Linked DNA regions of Homo sapiens: regions 1, 3 and 4 are each linked to region 2. The links are chromatin contacts, found by Hi-C or POLR2A ChIA-PET in ENCODE. All regions are on one chromosome and are shown on one strand. Each heading gives the region's core, a stretch centred on a gene start or an enhancer-like site at or near the end of the contact. The rest is flanking DNA. Distances are from core to core; before and after follow the strand shown. Region 1 overlaps MGARP (mitochondria localized glutamic acid rich protein). Region 2 overlaps MAML3 (mastermind like transcriptional coactivator 3). Region 3 has its middle 74 kb from the start of TBC1D9. Region 4 holds the start of TBC1D9 (TBC1 domain family member 9).

What was found. A loop is a pair of places that touch in the nucleus more often than their neighbours do. ChIA-PET counts read pairs that join two places held with the same protein, here RNA polymerase II (POLR2A). Pooled maps may share reads with other maps.
Region 1: a loop to region 2 is called in a map with no recorded cell type, with 11 times the contacts of the local background. The contact joins two enhancer-like sites. A Hi-C loop is called at or near these places in 7 of 37 single-sample maps with no recorded cell type and 4 of 50 pooled maps.
Region 3: a loop to region 2 is called in a map with no recorded cell type, with 15 times the contacts of the local background. The contact joins two enhancer-like sites. A Hi-C loop is called at or near these places in 2 of 37 single-sample maps with no recorded cell type and 2 of 50 pooled maps. POLR2A ChIA-PET finds 5 or more read pairs at or near these places in 1 of 52 experiments (OCI-LY7).
Region 4: a pooled map shows a loop between it and region 2 (2.1-fold over the local background). The contact joins the promoter of TBC1D9 here to the enhancer-like site in region 2. A Hi-C loop is called at or near these places in 3 of 37 single-sample maps with no recorded cell type and 2 of 50 pooled maps.

What each region holds. Positions count from the first base shown.
Region 1 is chr4:139,265,074-139,268,090 of GRCh38, forward strand. MGARP (mitochondria localized glutamic acid rich protein) reads right to left here. Exons shown (of 4, transcript NM_032623.4): 4 at 1,092-1,968. The coding sequence ends at 1,526. Among named protein-coding and RNA genes, the nearest start is that of MGARP, 14 kb to the right of the region's middle. RefSeq lists enhancers at 1,074-2,273, 1,612-1,941 and a silencer at 2,082-2,181. Within about 2 kb of position 1,623, at least 24 of the 41 ENCODE cell types and tissues checked have a DNase peak (open chromatin) inside an H3K27ac peak, as active enhancers do.
Region 2 is chr4:139,977,446-139,980,227 of GRCh38, forward strand. The region is part of intron 1 of MAML3 (mastermind like transcriptional coactivator 3); the gene reads right to left. Among named protein-coding and RNA genes, the nearest start is that of MAML3-AS1, 150 kb to the right of the region's middle. RefSeq lists an enhancer at 1,660-1,709. Within about 2 kb of position 1,431, at least 2 of the 41 ENCODE cell types and tissues checked have a DNase peak (open chromatin) inside an H3K27ac peak, as active enhancers do.
Region 3 is chr4:140,828,665-140,831,646 of GRCh38, forward strand. No RefSeq gene overlaps it. Among named protein-coding and RNA genes, the nearest start is that of TBC1D9, 74 kb to the left of the region's middle. Within about 2 kb of position 1,372, at least 3 of the 41 ENCODE cell types and tissues checked have a DNase peak (open chromatin) inside an H3K27ac peak, as active enhancers do.
Region 4 is chr4:140,755,107-140,758,248 of GRCh38, forward strand. It overlaps TBC1D9 (TBC1 domain family member 9), which reads right to left and starts at 1,279. Exons shown (of 21, transcript NM_015130.3): 1 at 810-1,279. The coding sequence starts at 939. RefSeq lists a silencer at 632-1,321 and enhancers at 977-1,619, 1,620-2,261, 1,752-1,801.

The DNA of each region.
Region 1 (3,017 bases), core at 373-2,872, 710 kb before region 2:
TCCCCGGAGAATGGAGGGAGGAAAGCAGAAAAGGGCAGGGGGAAGAGCTAAGCAGGGAAGTCATCTCGGCTGGAGACCAGCTTCAATCTGCTCCTTGGGGTGGGCTGGAGCATGAACTATTCAATTGTACTGCAGAGTTGGTGCCATCTTTTGTAATACTATGGCAGTCAGTCATTGGTTGTGAACTGCCTATGGTGAGGGTGGGGTGTGGGGTGTAACACTCATAGCAGCTGGGGATAAATGTACCCAGTTAAGGGGTCCAATTAAGGGGATCTAGGCAGAGCATCGGCAGTGTCCACTACAATTTCCCAACTTACTCCATAGCCAAAACCTTACATGACCCTGCATGATCTAGCCCACCCTGCCTACCCACTCCCTTTCTCTCTGAGACCATCTCTGGCTACTCTCCCTCTTTTTCACTCCACTTTAGCCACACTGGCCACCTCGCAATTCCTCAAATTCCCAGCAGGATCCTGTTTTAGATCCTTTGCCCTTTTCTGTTCCCTTACCTGGCTGATTCCCCTAACTCCTACCATTAGATGGTCCCTTATATATCTTTCAGGTTTCTACGCAAAAGACACCTTCCTAGTAAGGCCTCTTTTGGCCATCCTATCTAAAATTACAACTTCCACCTCAGACTAACACTTACAATCCTTTTATTTTCGTTACTTTTATCCTTAGCACTTATCAGTACCTAACACACTATATCATTTTCTCATTTGTCTTCTTACCTGGTTCCACTCTAGAATATAAACCGGGAGCACTTAAAACAATACCTATTATGTTGTAAGTGCTCAGCTAATATTTGTTGAACACGTGAATGAATGAAAGATTCCTGGCACAAAGTGCTAATCTTCAATAAATATTGTTTGAACTGAACTGAAACAGAAAATATCTACATAGTCCCCTGTGTAAGTACTATAGATGGGAGAGGGCATACATATTGTTACATGCAGGGTTCTCCATAGATTATATGCTCTTTCTTCAATAATATTACGAAAGCCTACATTTCTCATGTGATGTTATGTACCTGTATGTTAATATGTATTATTTGTACATGCAAATATTAGTGAAAAAAGTAGAAGCACCAAAGCTTTTCTAATTTTATTTGACTCAAACTATATTTTAGACCTACATATCATACAATAAAGTAAGCTGAAAGCATAGTGAAATTAAAGTAAATACAGGTTGTATGGATAGCTCAATTTCTTTAATATAAAATGTAAATTCAGAGATGACTGGGATAAAAGAAAAGTGTCTAGAAAAAAAAACCAAAGATGAAACTATTTAAGCTCTTTACTGCAATGTCATATTCTGATCTCAGACAGTAGAAGAGTAGTAAGAAATGTACAATCTCAAGTCTCTCAGTCCTAAAATCTATCAGTGGATGCCAAAAATCTTCAAGACCCATTAACGTTTTCTAGAAAATAAGTCTTTTTTTTTTTAAACTAAGTGTACTAAAAACACAAAAGCACTTATCAGACACCCTATGGCATTTGTTGCTGAAATGTCTACCGGCTGGAGATTAGCCTTGAGCCGAAGCAGCCTCAGAGCCAACACTGGCTTCCTCCTGTAAATCATCTCCAGCAGAGGACTCTGACTCAGCTGGAGAATTTTCTTCTTCTAGTTCAGCATATTCATCAGAGGTTTCGTTCTTTGTTGTATCTTTATCATTATCGATGGTGACAGCTTCATCCAGGGCAGCATTTGTAACCTCTGGGGTTGTTTCAGGGTTTACTTCCGTGGTTTCCCTCGCCGCTGCATCTGTGACCTCTGGCCCGGTTTCAGCACTGACTGCTGTGGTCTCCGGAGCAGCCTCCACGTGACCTGGACAGGCAGATGCCTCTTTTATGACCACAACTGTAGCACTGGGACTTTCTTCAGCATCTACCACCTCAGCTTCCACTATAAGTTCTTCTGGGGCTTCTGAACTTGCTTTCTCAGTTTCCGCAACATTCTCCTTTTCACCTTTAAGAATTAGTCATTAAGCAAGGTATTAATTTAAAGATCGTGGGAAGGCAATGAAACACTGCGGTCGTTTAAACACCTAAGACAGAACTACATGCACTGATGTGTAACAGTCTTCAAGGTAGACTCTCAAGTGAAACAGCAAAAAAAGAACAATGTATACAGTCTGCTACTATTGTTAGGGCAAAATGAGGTTGGAGCAGGAGGGGGGTAAGTTGTATGCCTAGATAATTGTATTTGCAAAAACTCTCCAGGAGGATTCCAAGAAACTGGTTCTATTGGTTGCCTCTTGGAGGGAAAATGGGGGATCTGCTTTTCTGTAAACTCTTTGAACTTAAAAAAAAACACACTTGAATATATTACTTAGGCAAATATGAAGAATACAAAAATAAGTAGCTATCCTATTCACCTTTCATATGAGACAGCATGGAAGAGTAGCCAAGTTCCTAGCTGGTGACTCAGAAATCACTAATCCTCTCTCAATCTCATTTTTGTCATCTGTAAAATAGGGTATTGATAATATCTACTGCACAGGGTTATTGTAAAGATTAATTAAAATACTGTATATGAAAAGGGGATTAAAATAAAAAGTTCTATGCAAATGCTTATTAGTATTATAAACAACCGCATGATTATATTCAATAATATGTATTGATGATATTCTGTTTCTTATTATTGTCATGACAGGTTAAAACTGATTCATAAGCCCCTAATATCTCTATCCCTAAATAGTGATCATAGTAATTGATAATAATAGCTTGGAAAAAAGTATGGTTTAAAGCAAGAAGTGGCTAGGCATAGTGGCATATGCCTGTAATCCCAGCACTTTGGGAGGCTGAGGCAGGAGGGATCACATGAGGCCAGGAGATCAAGACCAGCCTGGGCAACATAGTGAGACCCTGTCTCTGCAAAACATAAAAAATAAATTTGCTGGGTGTAGCGGTGCATGCTTGTAGTCCTAGTTGCTTGAGAGGCTGTGATGGGAAGATTGCTGGAGCCCAGGAGTTCAAGGCTGCAGTAGGCTATGATTGCACCACTGCACTCCAGCC
Region 2 (2,782 bases), core at 181-2,680:
ACTAAGGAGTGGAAGAGTGGAGCTCTGCAAATTGCATTGTTTAAAAATGCAGTCAGACCCTACTTTGGAACATTCTGCCCTTACTGGTAATACTAATTATGAACATATAGATTAAGTCTCCAGATAAGAATTAAAAGGATGTTCTGGCCAGGCGCGGTAGCTCACGCCTGTAATCCCAGCACCTTGGGAGGCCGAGGCGGTTGGATCACCTGAGGTCATGAGTTCGAGACCAGCCCAGCCAACATGGTGAAACCCCGTCTCTACTAAAAATACAAAAATCAGCTGGGTGTGGTGGCATGTGCCTGTAATCCAAGCTACTCAGGAGGCTGAGGCAGGAGAATTGCTGGAACCCAGGAGGCAGATGCTGCAGTGAGCCAAGATCTTGCCACTGCACTCCAGCCAGGGCCACAGAGTGAAACTCCCTAACAAAAAAACAAAAAACAAAAAACAAAAAAAAAACAAAAAAAGGATCTTCTATGCTCTTTTCTGTTCCTACACAGAAATTACAGGAAATTCATCACAGAATCAGTGAACACCAAAGCTGAAAGGGACTGCAGAAGGTAGCACAATGGATCCTCTCACTTTACTGATGGGAGGGGAAGTGGTGCAGACTGAGGTCACAGTCTTGCTTTCAGGCCCCAGCTGGTCAGTTTCAGAGCTTGGATTAGAATTCACTCCATCCCTCAGGTCTGTGCTCCTTCTCCTTGACTCGGAAGCAAATGTGAAGAATGGAGCCCAAGAAGGTTACAAAAAAAAGTCTTTGGACCAAAGTCTCTCTCTTGATTTCAGCCTCAAAGGAAGTGAGCTAATGTGGAGATGCATGGCACTCCTGGCTCCCCATCTTTGGGAGTGGTGAGCCTCCCAAGCACAGGAAGATTCAGCACCAACTCTAGCTGCAGATCTATCCCAAGGCCCAGATTGCATTAGCCAAGACCTCTCCAGGAAGCCTGTTGGAGTGAGCAGAGAAGAGCCTCAACAGGTGGCAAGTGGTCTCAAGTGCCACTTCTCTCTGAAAGGAAAGTCCTGCAAAAATGAAAATCTGCAAATGCTTTAAAAACGAGTGGCAGAGGATGGCGTCTCTGCCCTTTCTCCTCCTGGGTAAAGGGCAGTTGACCCTCACTATGTCTTCCAAATGCCTCCCATGACTTCCCAGCATCAACCACATCAAAAAAAAAGAGAGAGAGAGAGAGCACACAACTGCGCTAGGCATTCACAACATTCTCTTCCTTCAGGGGCTCCAATCTGGGCCCTGGCAGGTTATCAAAGAGACTTGGGTCTCTTTGTCCCCCATCCCTAATCTGTCTTGGTGTCTCTCTTTGGCCCTCCCATGGATGACATCCCCCCCAGAGACCTTGCCAGTCAGCCTGCCCACCTGGCCTCCCCACAGAACTGGCTATATAGCAGGAAACGGATTTGCCACTTCTCCATTTCCAGATGGCACTGAAACAAGTACACATCCTCCTTTCACTTTCAAAGAGCTCTATGACTACTTTCAAAGAGCTCTATGACTACTTTCAAAGAGCTCTATGACTAGTTACCTTAGAGAAACTGACAGAACAAAGGAACAAGCCTGCTTATGTGGTACTAGTAAAATCATAATATCAGCCACTACTTATGAAGCATTTTGTATGTGTCCGGCTCTGTATTAGGTGTTACACCTGCATTATCTACAAGCCTTTCATCAATCCTGCAAGGAAAGTATTAGTTTTACTCCCATTGTAAAGGTGAGAGAACTAAGGATTAGAATGATTTGAGACCACAGAACTTGTAAATAAAATTTTAAACATTTTGGTCTAAGTTGCCTTTCTCTTCAACATGCTAGAAATGAGTCTAGACTTACCTGGCTCATAGCTCCCTCTTTAGCTCTTTTACATGGCATTCATTTAAACATGCCTTCTCACATTTTTCTGCTTGGAGGCAGAGCTTGTCCAACCACCCCTCCATAGACACCACTGCCTCCCAGCTCCATTTGCCCCTGTCTGCTGAGCTCCTTCTATACTGTCCACATGTGTTCTCTAGTTGCTGCTTTAGCTCTATCCATGCCCAGCCACTAACAGTTGGGTTAGTGGTTGCTACGGTTTGAATGTGTCCCCTCAAAACTTCAGGTGTTGCCAATGTGACAGTATCAAGAGGTAACAGGGCCTTTAAGAGGCCATGAAGGCTACTCCCTCATGAATAGCAGTAAGGCCCTTATAAAAGAGGCTTCCCACAGTGTTCAGTTAGCTTGATCTTCTACCTTTCTGCCATGTGAGGACACAGTGTTCCTCCCCTTTAGAAGATGTGGCATCAAGGTACCATCTTGGAGACAGAGAGTAGCCCTCCCCAGACATCTGAACCTGCTGGTGCCGTGATCTCGGACTTCCCAGCCTCTAGAACTGTGAGAAAACAAATTTCTGTTCTTGATAAATTACCCAGTCCTGGGTATGTTGTTACAGCAGCACAAAATGGACTAAGGCAGTGGTTCTCTGGAACAACTGCCAATAGTAAGTAGGAATATCCCATTGTCCCACCCAGGGTCTAGGTGAGTACGGACAGTCTCAGGGCTTGACTGAGCACTGAGCTATTTTCTCTCTGGACTATCTTACTATCTGTTTGGCTGGCCTGCTACAGAGCTTCTGGGATCTGGGCTCTCCCTTTATGCATTCGGCATCTTCCAGAGGCCAAGCCCAGCCCGGACTCCAGCTAGCTGTCTGGAGGCCCTAGTTCAGACAAGCCTCTTTATCTTAGGGCTTGAGGCCTGGCTTCTGGGATCCCTCATGTCATCTGGAAGAAGGATCCTGTT
Region 3 (2,982 bases), core at 122-2,621, 850 kb after region 2:
TCAGGTGTGCATATCTTAGACCCATCCCTGTGGACATGTGGATGGTTTCTGGAGTGGTGGGGAGCCACAAGTGTTTTTTGTTTGTTTGTTTGTTTGTTTGTTTGTTTTGTAGTATAAGTGGGTGGAGTCAGCTCCTCTTCTCCAGTAACTTCCTCCTTAAGCCACTGTCCAATCAGCAATATAACCTATGGGATTTTCAGTGTTCTAGGGGCAGCTCTGCCAAAAAAGGAGAATGTTTCCTGACTCCCCAAAAGCTAGAGGTCACCTTCATCATAAAGGGTTTTATTTATTTGCTTGTTTCTTTTAATCAAGACAACACCAATAGCAAGAATTTTATGGTCTAGGGATGAGCCAGTGGACTTTATGGAGCTAATGATGTTCCTTGGAAAATCAGAAGCCCACTCAACTATGTTGTTTCTTAGATTCATTCATGTATAGTCAAGCTGGGCTAACTGTTCTTACAATCCCCAAATTTAGTGAATTCACACAATAAAGGTGTATTTTTTGTTCATGTCATCATCCAATTCAGGACAAGGGGTCTCTGCCCCATTCAGTTGTTTGGGGACTCAGGCTTCTTCCACTTGGCTTCTTTGCCATGGGCCTTGGCGTCTTCTACTGGGTCATCTGCATCTGCCTGGCACACGGGGAGAGATGATGTGGAGGGTTGGTGTGGAGATTTTAGAGGACTATCCTGAAAATGGCACCCATGATTTCTGCACATGTTCTATGGGCCAGAACTCTGTCACATGGCCTCTTCTAGATGGAAGAGGCTAGGAAATGTAATCTAAAAGCATGCTCAAGAGAAAGGAAAAGTGGATTTGTTGGGCATCTGACTATTTTCTGCCACAACCTACCCATCCATCCACTTATCCATCTATCAACCTACTTAACATTTTTTTTTTTACACCTATTGTGTGTCAGGCACTTTGTTCATCAGGAGCTCACAGTTTCTGGGAAACAGGCTGAAAAAATGACCTCTACAATAGGGTTGGTGTTACAGGGAGATGTAAATAGGGCACTAGGGAAATATTAAAGAAGGAAAAACTCACTCTGCCTAGGGGTTGGGAAAGCCTTTCAGGAGTGAGGCTTAAACTGGACTTTGAGGAAGAAGTAGGATAGTGCAAGGGCATTCCATAGAAGGAACAGCATGGAGGAAGTCATGGAGTTGTGGAAAAGCATGATGTGTTTGAGAAATAGCTAGTAGTCCAGTGCAGCTGGAGGATAGAGAGTGTTGAGAAACTTCTCCCTCCCTAGGACTTTGGAGTGGCCTAAGAGGATGACTCCAGTCTTGTTGCCACTGGATTTGAATCTACAGTTCATTAGGTTATTATCTACAGTTTCCTGTTTCTTTGTTTCACATAGTTTTTGATCCTCATATGCAACAAACACCTGTCATGGGCCTGAGAATTCTCTAGTTCTAGGGAGAAGCAGAGAATGAAAAGTGGAACAGAGAAAAGGGAGGAGCCCATGTTTTGGTCCAATTCCCCTTGAAGTCTTAAGTTTGAATGTCATAGGTTTACCTTGAAATTTTATTGTGCAAGATTAACTAAATGAACACAATTGCTTTAACAGAATCTGAAGTAAATCAATATCTTCACCTCCCTCTGAAATAAATCAACAGCTGCTGAATATTTTAACATTGACCGCTCCTCTCCCAATTTACATAATTTTGTTATTTTTTATAAGTAAATTTAATGAGGGTCTGTTGGTAGTAAACTTTCTTAGTATCTGTCTATCTATCTATCTATCTATCTATCTATCTATCTATCTATCTATCTATCTATCTATCTATCTGGAAAATGTCTTTATTTAGGCAACAGACTAGGGACCAGGAAGGATGATTAAATATAGGCTCTGCCTCTCTGGTCTATAGCCTGCCTGGTGACATTACTTTCCATTTAGTCTCTCAATACATCTGTATTCTCTTTCAGTGACCATTTATATGAGGCTCTTACAAGTGCTTTATATTCTCCCATGCCAAACCTGTTTTTGATATAACATTTAAGTTAGGAATCTTTTGGAAAATCCTCAAAGAACTGTCCCTTTACCTAAAGGATACATCCAAGAGGCAGGATTGTGGAAGCTGATTTACAAACGGTGAAGCCAATGGAAAAATTGGTTTCTACAAGCCATAATTTAGATTTTACTACTGGCCTATCATTTTTGAAAATAAACCTATAATTGTGGAATATTTTTAGATTTACATTAAAGTTGCAAAAATACAAAGAGTTCACATGTGACTCTTACCAGATTCAGTTTCCCCTAATGCTTTCATTTTGTATTACTGACGTGCACTTATCAAAACTAAATATATACATTGATATGTTACTATTAACTAAACTGCAGACTTTATTTAGATTTCACCATTTTTTTCCCATGAATGCCCCTTTTCTGTTATAGGATCCCACTAAGGATATTATAACATTGCATTTAGTCATCCTATCTCCTTAGTCTCCGCTGGTCTGTGACAGTTTCTCAAAGACTGATCTTGACAGTTTTGAATAGTGCTAGTCAGGTATTTTGTAGAATGTTCCCCAATTTGTCCATTAGACAAATTGTCCAACAAATGGTTAGAGTGGGGTTATAGGCTTATGGTGAAGACTACCACACAGATGAATTACTCTTCTTATCACATCATATCAGGGGATACATTGGTCCATCATTTTAAAGACTCGATTTCTTTGTTGTTGTTGTTTTTTCTCTCGAATCTCATGACAGATTAAGAATTGATTTCTTTTCTTAGAACCTTGAAAGGCCTTTAGGTTACTTCTTTCTTCATATGATATATCCTATGCAAATCTCTCCTGATTTGGCTCCTTACAATCTGCCGACAAACATTCTCTAACCTCTCCCACACTGCAGACACTTTGTCTTTTAATTCTGCCCTTCCCTCAAGCTGCTTATCTTCCTCTCCATCCTTCCCTTTCTACCTCTCTCTCTCTCACCACCACCTCTTTATCCCATTTCAGACCATCAGTTCAC
Region 4 (3,142 bases), core at 29-2,528, 780 kb after region 2:
TGTTCATTCTAAATAACACAGAGATGGAGAAGGTCCAATTTCTCTAGTATGGTATGAGTTCGAGATTATTTCTAATATGGCACTACTTTGGATATGGGTCTGACTGATCTTATTATCCTGAATGATATGACATGGCTTCAGCAACAATTACAATAATACCTTGAAGGGAGGGGGTTTAGGGAAGAAGTGATTGAGCAAAAATAGTTAAAATGCAGTTATACAGCCAATTATTTTTACAACTAGAACCAGACAATTTGCTTTGCTTTATGTCTAATTAGGTGAAACAAAAAAATTCCTGTTTCCGTATTCATTCTCTTCGGTCATAACTCATATAGGAAATGACCACATCAGTTCCTTACTTATCGCTTCCCTGGAAACAAAAGAGCATTTTATACCTGATCCTGCTGTTGCCAGTAAAGAAAGTGGAGCAAAAATTAACCTTCTTCCATCCCTCTTTTCCATTTGGAAAACAATATTTTTAAGGGGGGGAGGGGAAGGGAATGATGCATTCAATATATAGGGGATAATACATTCCCTCCGCCCCAGACTCACTCTTTCCCATTCTCCTCAACATATCCACTTAAAGAGCGCTCAGTACGCTGAGGGCCCCAAGCCTGACAGAGTCAAAAAAAGAAGCATCTCTGCCCAACCTGAACATCACGACTCTCGATGCCTCGCATACAACGAGGCAGGGCGGGTCGCCCAGCCCCAGGGGACCGGGCGGCGTCTCCCGAGCCTGCAGCCCAGGCCGCGGGCGGCGCCGCAGCGCTCCCGGCTCCCCTCCTGCAGGGATCGGCCACGGTCCTTACCCGCCAGTCCGCCGCCGCCGCCTCCATCGCCGGCGTGGCCCTTCCTCCGCTGCAGGATGAAGTATGGGTTGGCCCTCTCGGTGATCCACAGCGCGTTGGCCAGCAACACCTCCTCCGGGTTCACCCACATGGTCCTGGCTGCCGCGGGCGGGCGCACAATGGGCCCGTGGGTCCAGTCCTGCACCCACCACCGCGACAGGCGCGCACTCCTGGGCACACGCGCGCCCGCCCGCCCGTCCGCTAGGTGCGGCGGCGGCGGCGGCAGGCGACTTCAGGGGGTGGCCCGCGGCGTCCGGGCCACAACAAAGCCCCAGCAGGCGGCCCGGGAGGACGGTGAGGACGCGGGCGCGGCAAGCAGCATCCTCCCCGCGGCGTCGCCGCCCCGCGAGAGCCCGCGGCCGCAGACGCCCGGCCTGGCACTCTGCAGCCCGGCTCCCGGCCCACGGCGGCGGGAGGAGCGGGAGGAGGAGGAAGAGGAGGAGGAAGGGAGCGGGAGGAGGAGGAAGTGGTATAGCTCAGTCCCGGGATCCGGCTCAGCGCCAGGCAGGGCTAAGGGCCACCCGAGCGGATTCGGCCCCGCGGTCAGGGCCAAGCTGGGCTCCGGCGCTGCTGCTCCCGCGGCGCCGACTGGAGCTCCAGAGCCCCTCCCGTCTCTACCTGCTCGAGCTCCCGAAGTCGCCGCGCCTTAACGCGCCGTGTCGGGGCCGCAGGCGCCACTAGGGAAGCCCAGCTCCCCGCTGGAAGGACGCTCCGGACACTGCGAATGAATGACGACAACGCGGCTCACTTGGAGCGGGTCCGGGTTTGTGCGGACTCGGTACCACCGCGGGCTCCGCGCGCCGAGCTGAGCAGCTGTGGCTGGCTTCGGGGGAACCTTCGGGGGAAGCTCCTGGGGACCGTGTGCCAAGCACTGGGCCCGACGCCCATCCCAGCAGGGAGGACGCCGCCAGCCTGCGTGGGTGCGTGTGTGCTGTTTGTGTTTAAGGTTGACGCTCTATGGGATAGCGCCACCCCTTTTCCCAGGAAAAGTGTTTCAAGGTTCCAGACCTGGAGCTCGGTTAGAGACCCGGGGTCGGAAGCCAACGCAGCCAATGGTCGTCGATGTTTTTGTTTCCTGCATCCCCAGGGCAAGTCATGCGCTAAACTTGTCACCGCTTGTGACCCCTCCCCCCTCTCCATTCCATTGTAATTAAAGTGGCCTAGCTAAGTGCATTACATCACTTCTTTCCTTGACCTGTAGGGCGTGAGCAATAGAGAAGTTGGAAGCGGCCCAAAAGCTTAGACCAACTAATTCACACCACAGCTGTTCCTATATCGCATTTGGGGCTTCGAAAACTGGGCATGGCAGAATTTTAAAATTTATCCACTCTTGGTAGATGGATTTTTTTTTTAATCAGTGAAACCAGAAACACACAAACCAGGGCAGCTTTATCCCTAGACAGTTTCAGTTTCCCCAAATACTTCGAGCTTCCAGTGGTGATCACAGCCCATCTGCCTACATATCTGATGACCATTTTTTTTTCCTCCCGCCCAGGAGATCTGGAGGATAGTTCAGCCAAAAAAAAAAAAAAAAAAAAAAAAAAAAAAGTTCCTCTTCCCAAATGATGGGAATTTAGCAGACTCTGCTTTGTTGTGGATGCTGGGCAATCCTAGGGACTTTTCCCTTTCCAAATGAGCAGAGATTCAAATGAAACCTTCTTGTGTGGGCTTCAAAATTGTGACTTTTGTAGCTCCGACTTGAATTGTTGAATTCCTTCAATTAGTCGAATGAGCAAATCACCAGCCATTCTAATGAGACTGCCATTTCATCTGTTCGCTTCCTACCGCTTGGGCTCTCAAGGAATGGAAGTTTCCCTTGATGTTACCACACAGACTGATCTGCTTCTTCCAGGCATCAGTGGAAACCTCATGTATTTAACACAGACTCAAAAAACTCATTTGGCACTTTTGGTCACAGTGCAGTGCCTTCAGTCACAAAATCTGCAAATAAAAAGCAAACAATAAGATTATAAGTCATACATATGCAAAAATTATATTAATATATCATGTAACTTTTATATTTTTGAAGTGTTTCCATAGGTATTCTTTTACTTGATATAATTGGTATTTTTAAAAACTCTAAGTGCCTTAATACCATGTTGGGGTTTGGAAAATGATACCACAAAGCATGGTGCTTTGGCATGCTGAGTACTTTGAACTAAAGGAGATTGAAAGGCCTCAGAAGCAGTTTCTCTCTGACCTCCTTCTGCCCTCCTGTCTCCCACCTCTCTTTCTCCCCCAAAGTGAGTCATGGAAACTAAAGGCAGGTCATAGAAACTAAAACCCCTCTTCCC